Linked DNA regions of Mus musculus: region 1 is linked to region 2. Evidence: chromatin loops called from intact Hi-C (ENCODE). Cell type or tissue: left cerebral cortex. All regions are shown on one strand. Links, peaks and the distances in the headings refer to the core of each region. The heading gives the core; the rest is flanking DNA.

What was found. A loop is a pair of places that touch in the nucleus more often than their neighbours do. Peaks named below come from ENCODE experiments on the same cell type or tissue, not always from the same donor. Only the 100,000 strongest peaks of a DNase experiment are listed, where the experiment ranks them.
Region 1: a loop joins it to region 2, with 2.3 times the contacts of the local background. A loop is called at or near these places in 1 of 42 quality-filtered maps.

What each region holds. Positions count from the first base shown.
Region 1 is chr10:93,229,120-93,231,932 of GRCm38, reverse strand. The region is part of intron 10 of Cdk17 (cyclin-dependent kinase 17); the gene reads right to left. Among named protein-coding and RNA genes, the nearest start is that of Gm32551, 54 kb to the left of the region's middle. In left cerebral cortex, for the core only: no CTCF peak of the experiment used is centred there; DNase peaks (open chromatin) are centred at 252 and 1,083; H3K27ac peaks cover 567 bases.
Region 2 is chr10:93,038,360-93,041,172 of GRCm38, reverse strand. Cfap54 (cilia and flagella associated protein 54) reads left to right here. Exons shown (of 68, transcript NM_001347060.2): 10 at 1,924-2,105; 11 at 2,195-2,360. Among named protein-coding and RNA genes, the nearest start is that of Gm40739, 35 kb to the left of the region's middle. In left cerebral cortex, for the core only: no CTCF peak of the experiment used is centred there; a DNase peak (open chromatin) is centred at 1,095; H3K27ac peaks cover 17 bases.

The DNA of each region.
Region 1 (2,813 bases), core at 85-2,584, 190 kb before region 2:
TTTTAAAATTTTAAACCTCAAGATCATTGGTATACAATCAGTTGGAGCTTACTGGCAATTTCCTTGAACCTATTAGGCGATTTCCCTGGAATAAAATTCAGCAGTCTTTGTCTATTTTAATGATGTAAGTGATGTGAATAACTTCAGAATAAGAGGCCTTGATACTCTGGGATAATGCCACCTGCTGTAAGCAACTGTCTGCCCTGTCAACCGTGTGTGGGCTCCACTGTGTTCAGAGACTGACAGACCGGTTCCCTATGGGCTCCACTGTGTTCAGAGACTGACAGACCGGTTCCCAACCTTTTTGCTTTGCCACTGGTGGAGAGTTAGCTCCCCATAGCCTCTAGACTGTAGTCACTGAGTTTACATCTGAAGAAACATAACCTTATTTTTACCATATATTTTGTTTCAAGTAATAAGGGTACTTATGCTAAGATTGCTGTTATGTAAGGCTTTATGTATCTTGTGAAAAAAAATTGAAGAAGAAAAATGTCATACACAGTAGTAATTCAACACTTCATTAAAATAATGTAATGCTGACATTATTTTAATTACAAATCATTACCCTAGCATTCCAGCTTGATACAGTCATGCCCAACGAATTATTTTTCCACACATTTTAGTAATTAGCAAGATGTAGGGTAGCTCTGATTCCTCTTCCTTGGTTTTTTGAGTCACTATACCACGGTGACCTTGCTTTTTTGTGAATTTTACTGACTATAATATTGACATTTTCAAAGGAATCAAGAGTAAGTAAAGAAGGTAGGGCTGTAGTTCAGAGACAGTGCTTGCCTATCTTACTCAAGTCTCTCACTGTGATCCCAGCACCATCAAGGAGGAGTACGGGTGGGGGAGGCTCAACTAACAGCAGAAATAATCAAAAGTAAACAACATTCATTACTTGAAGCCATATATATATTTGCTATGCAACAACAACAACAACACAACAACAAGCCAAGAATCAGAAAATGATGACTGTGTTGTGAGATTTGCTTTCTGGAGGCTAAAAGCATGAAATACTAGATTCAAAGTACTTTCAGATAAAAATTTCCCATGGTCTTTGACACACCCTTTGCATGATTCCACGCAAGCTGCACAAAAAGCAGCTTGGCAAAGCGAGGGAGTGGGTGCAGGGGCAAGTGTAAGGGAATGACATAATGATGCTCAGGAAGTAGAGACGGGATCTATACAAGCATACAAAATTAACCTGTAGCATCTGCTTCAATCTCAGGTAGCCAACAGCAAATCCCTTTCAAACAAACAACAACATACTAAATAAACAAATGTCCATGAATAGCCAGGGCAAATCCAGCATTCAGTAAGAATGAGTTTTTAACTTGTTACTAACATAGCTTATTAGAATAATTCAAATTCTAAGTATATAACTCAAAATCAAAGCTACTCTAAAAACGTTCTTTCAATATAGAAGTTTACTTCCTAAAAGCGAAGTACACATTACTGCGTTTTATTTTCAGGTCGCATAAAATCAGATCAGCTAAAAGGTTAACCAGCGGCTAGTGAAGTCACCGAGCAGATAATAAAAGCAGTCAGCTGTGGTCAGCATATGGGGGCGCCTTTCAGAGGCAGCTTCCAGCTTTCGGGATCTGGCATAAACGCGTCAAACTTAAGAAGCCAAGTGCTTCTATTTACATGGGCTACTGACATTTACCGTATCTGTAAGCCAACACTGAGAAAATGGAAAGGTGTTTATTTACAGATTAAAAACAAGGCACGGTCAGGTGCAGCGACTCTGTCCTATAATCATGGAATTCAAGAGACTGGGGCAGGATGATCATGATGTTGGGGACAATGTAGGTGCACAGTGAGACCCTGACTCAAAAACAGAAACGATGCGAACCTCAAGTGCTCACCAGTCATAAGCTGTCTGCAATAATATCTTAATAAAAAGTTATTTTCCAAGGCAAAAAAAAAATCTTATACTCCTATCACTTATTTTAAATTTCATGTTAATAAAGGGCAACTGGATATCATTTTCTTTGATATGCATGGTATATAGAGGACAGCACATCAAATTATCAAATTTTTTTTTTTTTTTTTTTTTTGCTTGTTTGTTTGTTTGGTTTTTGGTTTTTCGAGACAGGGTTTCTCTGTATAGTCTTGGCTGTCCTGGAACTCACTTTGTAGACCAGGCTGGCCTCGAACTCAGAAATCCGCCTGTCTCTGCCTCCCAAGTGCTGGGATTAAAGGCGTGCGCCACCACGCCCGGCTCAAATTATCAAATTTGTAATCGCTCACATACATATGACAAGAATGAATCTCATAGAGACCAAGAGAAGAAGGAGGACCCTGCACATGGCCCCACCCCAACTGGTCCATCTATGACACGGCTCCTGCACCTAAGGCTCAGGGGACAACTCCAAAGAGGGACAGAAAGAGTGAAAAAGCGGGAGGAACAGGAAATCTGCTGAGAGGACACCTCCCTGAAATGTCAGGGAAGCCACACCCATGAAATATCAACAAAGCTGCCTAACTCAGGCCTGAAGGGCAATAATTCATTTTTAAGAAAACCAAATGTTAAAGACTAAATAATCAGTCTATTGGTCCCAAATTTCCTAGGAAAAATGGTGTTTCTTTAAAAAAGAAAGAAAGGAAGGAAGGAAAGGACCCCTAGTAATCTTTCTCTTTAGATTACTGTTGTTTCTGTGTGAGCTCAATGTGTTTTATGCTTATTCTTCATTTTATCACAAGAAATATTGTAATGACTTATAGTCTAGGAAAATAAACTTTACTGCAGTATCAAGTATCCCAGGTATAACTGACACTTGTCCCCTAAACATGTCAGCAGTGAAGAC
Region 2 (2,813 bases), core at 92-2,591:
CAGGCTCTAGCAGAGCCTCTCAGGGGACAGCTAAATCAGGTTCCTGCCAGCAAGCACTTCTTGGCATCAGCAATAGTGTCTGGGTTTGGTGTTTGCATATGGGATGGATCCCCAGGTGGGGCAGTCTCTGGATGGACTTTCCTTCAGTCTCTGTGGGAGGAGACAGGGGAGATGTACAGAGGATCAGGAAATTGAACAGTTGTGTAGCTGTGGGGGATGGGGAACTGGGGGTAGCCACCAGAAAGTCTCAGATGCCAGGAAAGCAAGAGGCTCCCAGGACCCAACGGGGATGATGACATTAGCTGAAATACCCAACAAAGGGGAGAGAGAACCTGTAGAGACTATATTCAGAGATTAGGCACAGCCCCCCAGTTGAGGTATGGGGCCACCCACCCTTCTCAAAAACATTAACCCAAAGAGTGGAGTTTATATAAGTTTATATCACACGTGTGTGTGTGTGTGTGTGTGTGTGTGTGTGTGTGTGTATGTGTGTGTGTGTGTGTGTGTGTCTGTCCTCCTGAAGGCAGTGAGTCTCTGATCCCATACTTTGGCCCCATGTCTTCATAAAGAAAGGTTCTGAGAGAAATTGGGGGGAGGGGATCAGAATATTTTATTTCCAATTTAAAAAAAAAAAAACGAACAAACCTGTCAAGTGAGAATTCTTTTGATCTCATTCACTCAGATTCTAAAACTTAACCTCATTGGCAAGTACCCTGTTTTCATTTAAATGGGAGGAGAACGTCCCCACGTCTTCATGCCTTTCCGTCAAGTTCTTCTAAGCAGTCCCTTTATCCTGGATCCTCTCTCATTTTCTTTCTGGATGTCACCGAGATGGTCAGACATGCCATGGGAGTTGCCTATGTGTACTGCTCCCAAGTCTTTCCTTCTACTATCATATACACAAGGCAGCCTCTGTTCTTACTACCCTACTGAAAAACCCCATCTCCTTTCTGCTCAGAGAATCTCACTCAGTGCTTCCCCCCACACTCTTCCGTAGGGTCTGTAGTACCTGCTACTGATGACTCCTCTTTACACTGAAAGCTCTCCTTGGCAGCCTTTTCTCCTTCTGCCTTCCCGTGTTAGATGATGCTTCTTAGCTCATAGCTGATCCTGCTGTCTGCTGTGAATATAGCTACTGGGATTATGTGAATCACTAGCTGGACACGTTCCTTGTTCCTAACATCGAGCTTCCGATGCAGCTAATTCACTCTTGGCCAGTTTCTTACAGTCCTTACTCCTTTATCTAAAAAGAAAAAAAAAAGATTTATTTTTGTTTTATGTGTATGGGTGTTTTGCCTGAATGCATGTATGTGCACCATATATGTGCCTGGTGTCTTGTGCCCTGGTGTCTACGGAGGCCAGAAGAAGCCATCGGATTCCCTGGAACTTGAATTGCAGACAGTTGTAAGCTGCCACGCGGGTGCTGGCAACCAAACCTGGGTTCTCTGCAGGAACAGCAAATGTTCTTAACTTCTGACCATCTCTGTAGCATGCCATGGTTGTTCTTCTGAGTGACCTCAGGGAAAGTCCTCCCTCAGACCTACCCTTTGATAACCCTTCTTATTTGTCTCCACAGCACTGTATTTATTTATTATATATAAGTACACTGTAGCTGTCTTCAGACATACCAGAAGAGGGCATCAGATCTCATTACATATGGTTGTGAGCCACCATGTGGTTGCTGGGATTTGAACTCAGGACCTTTGGAAGAGCAGTCAGTGCACTTAACCGCTGAGCCACCTCTCCAGCCCTCACTTAGGTTTCTTATGTGTCCCACCAGCCTACAACCTCAGTGACAGTGAGGCTGGGGACAGCACCCTTTTCTGTCTCCTCTTCCTAGCATCTGACAGTGTCTGACATCGAATATCTAATGCATGTCTCCTCAAATGAGCGGCATCCAAACATTCCTCTCTCCTTTTCTAGTTTCAAATGTTCGTTCAAATGGAAAGCTTGATTTCCCCCAAACGAGTCTCCTGGAGCATGTAGTAGAGAAGCGGAATGCTCTTTCCGTGGGTGCTTCTGTGAGGTTTGCCAAGCTGGCTTTTACTTACGAAGAATGGGGATTATTTGAATCCCTAGCTGGACAGCTTATTCACTTTCTCCAGGTAACACATGCAAAGCTCTTTGCTAGTGTCTCCGTTTTGTTAAAACAACGTTAACTGGCTATTTAACCGGTGGGATATGCTTTTCGCAGAAGCAGGACAACCCCCAGTCAAAGAAAGCAGAGAAGGATTTAATTCTTCTGCTTGCAGTCGAACCATTGATCAATGTGAAGAGAAACAGAGGTTTGATCTTTCCTTTGGAAACCGATAAGGAGACACAGTCCATTGAAAATTATCTAAAACACATAGCTTGTCATGGTGAGTAGCTGGAGTCTTAAAAAAAATGGCCTTATGTGAGAAAACATAGTCTTTTCTGGTGAGGTGACACAAGACATGTCCAATGCAGAAGGGCTAGTGAGTGCATCTGATGACTGACTGGCAAGGCTGACCAACTGACTGGGGCAGTAGGGGGAGTGGTGGAGTCTAGAACATGGCAGGTCAGAAATAGCTGGGTGTCAGGTGATGTGGTCTCTAGACCTTGTGAGAACAACCATGCGTTTCTGGAAATGCTTTCGACATAAGAGAGAGGTCCCGCGTAAGCATTACAGTTCAGTGTGAGGTCAGCAGGGCAAAGGGCAAAAGGCAAAGGAGGATGGGACAAAGGCGGAATGAACTAAGAGCAAGTTTGGCTCTGCCCCTTCTCACTAGCAGGCGGCACTTTCCATTCTAGGACTTCAAGGGTGTCAGCATCAGTGTATGCACACTCGAACG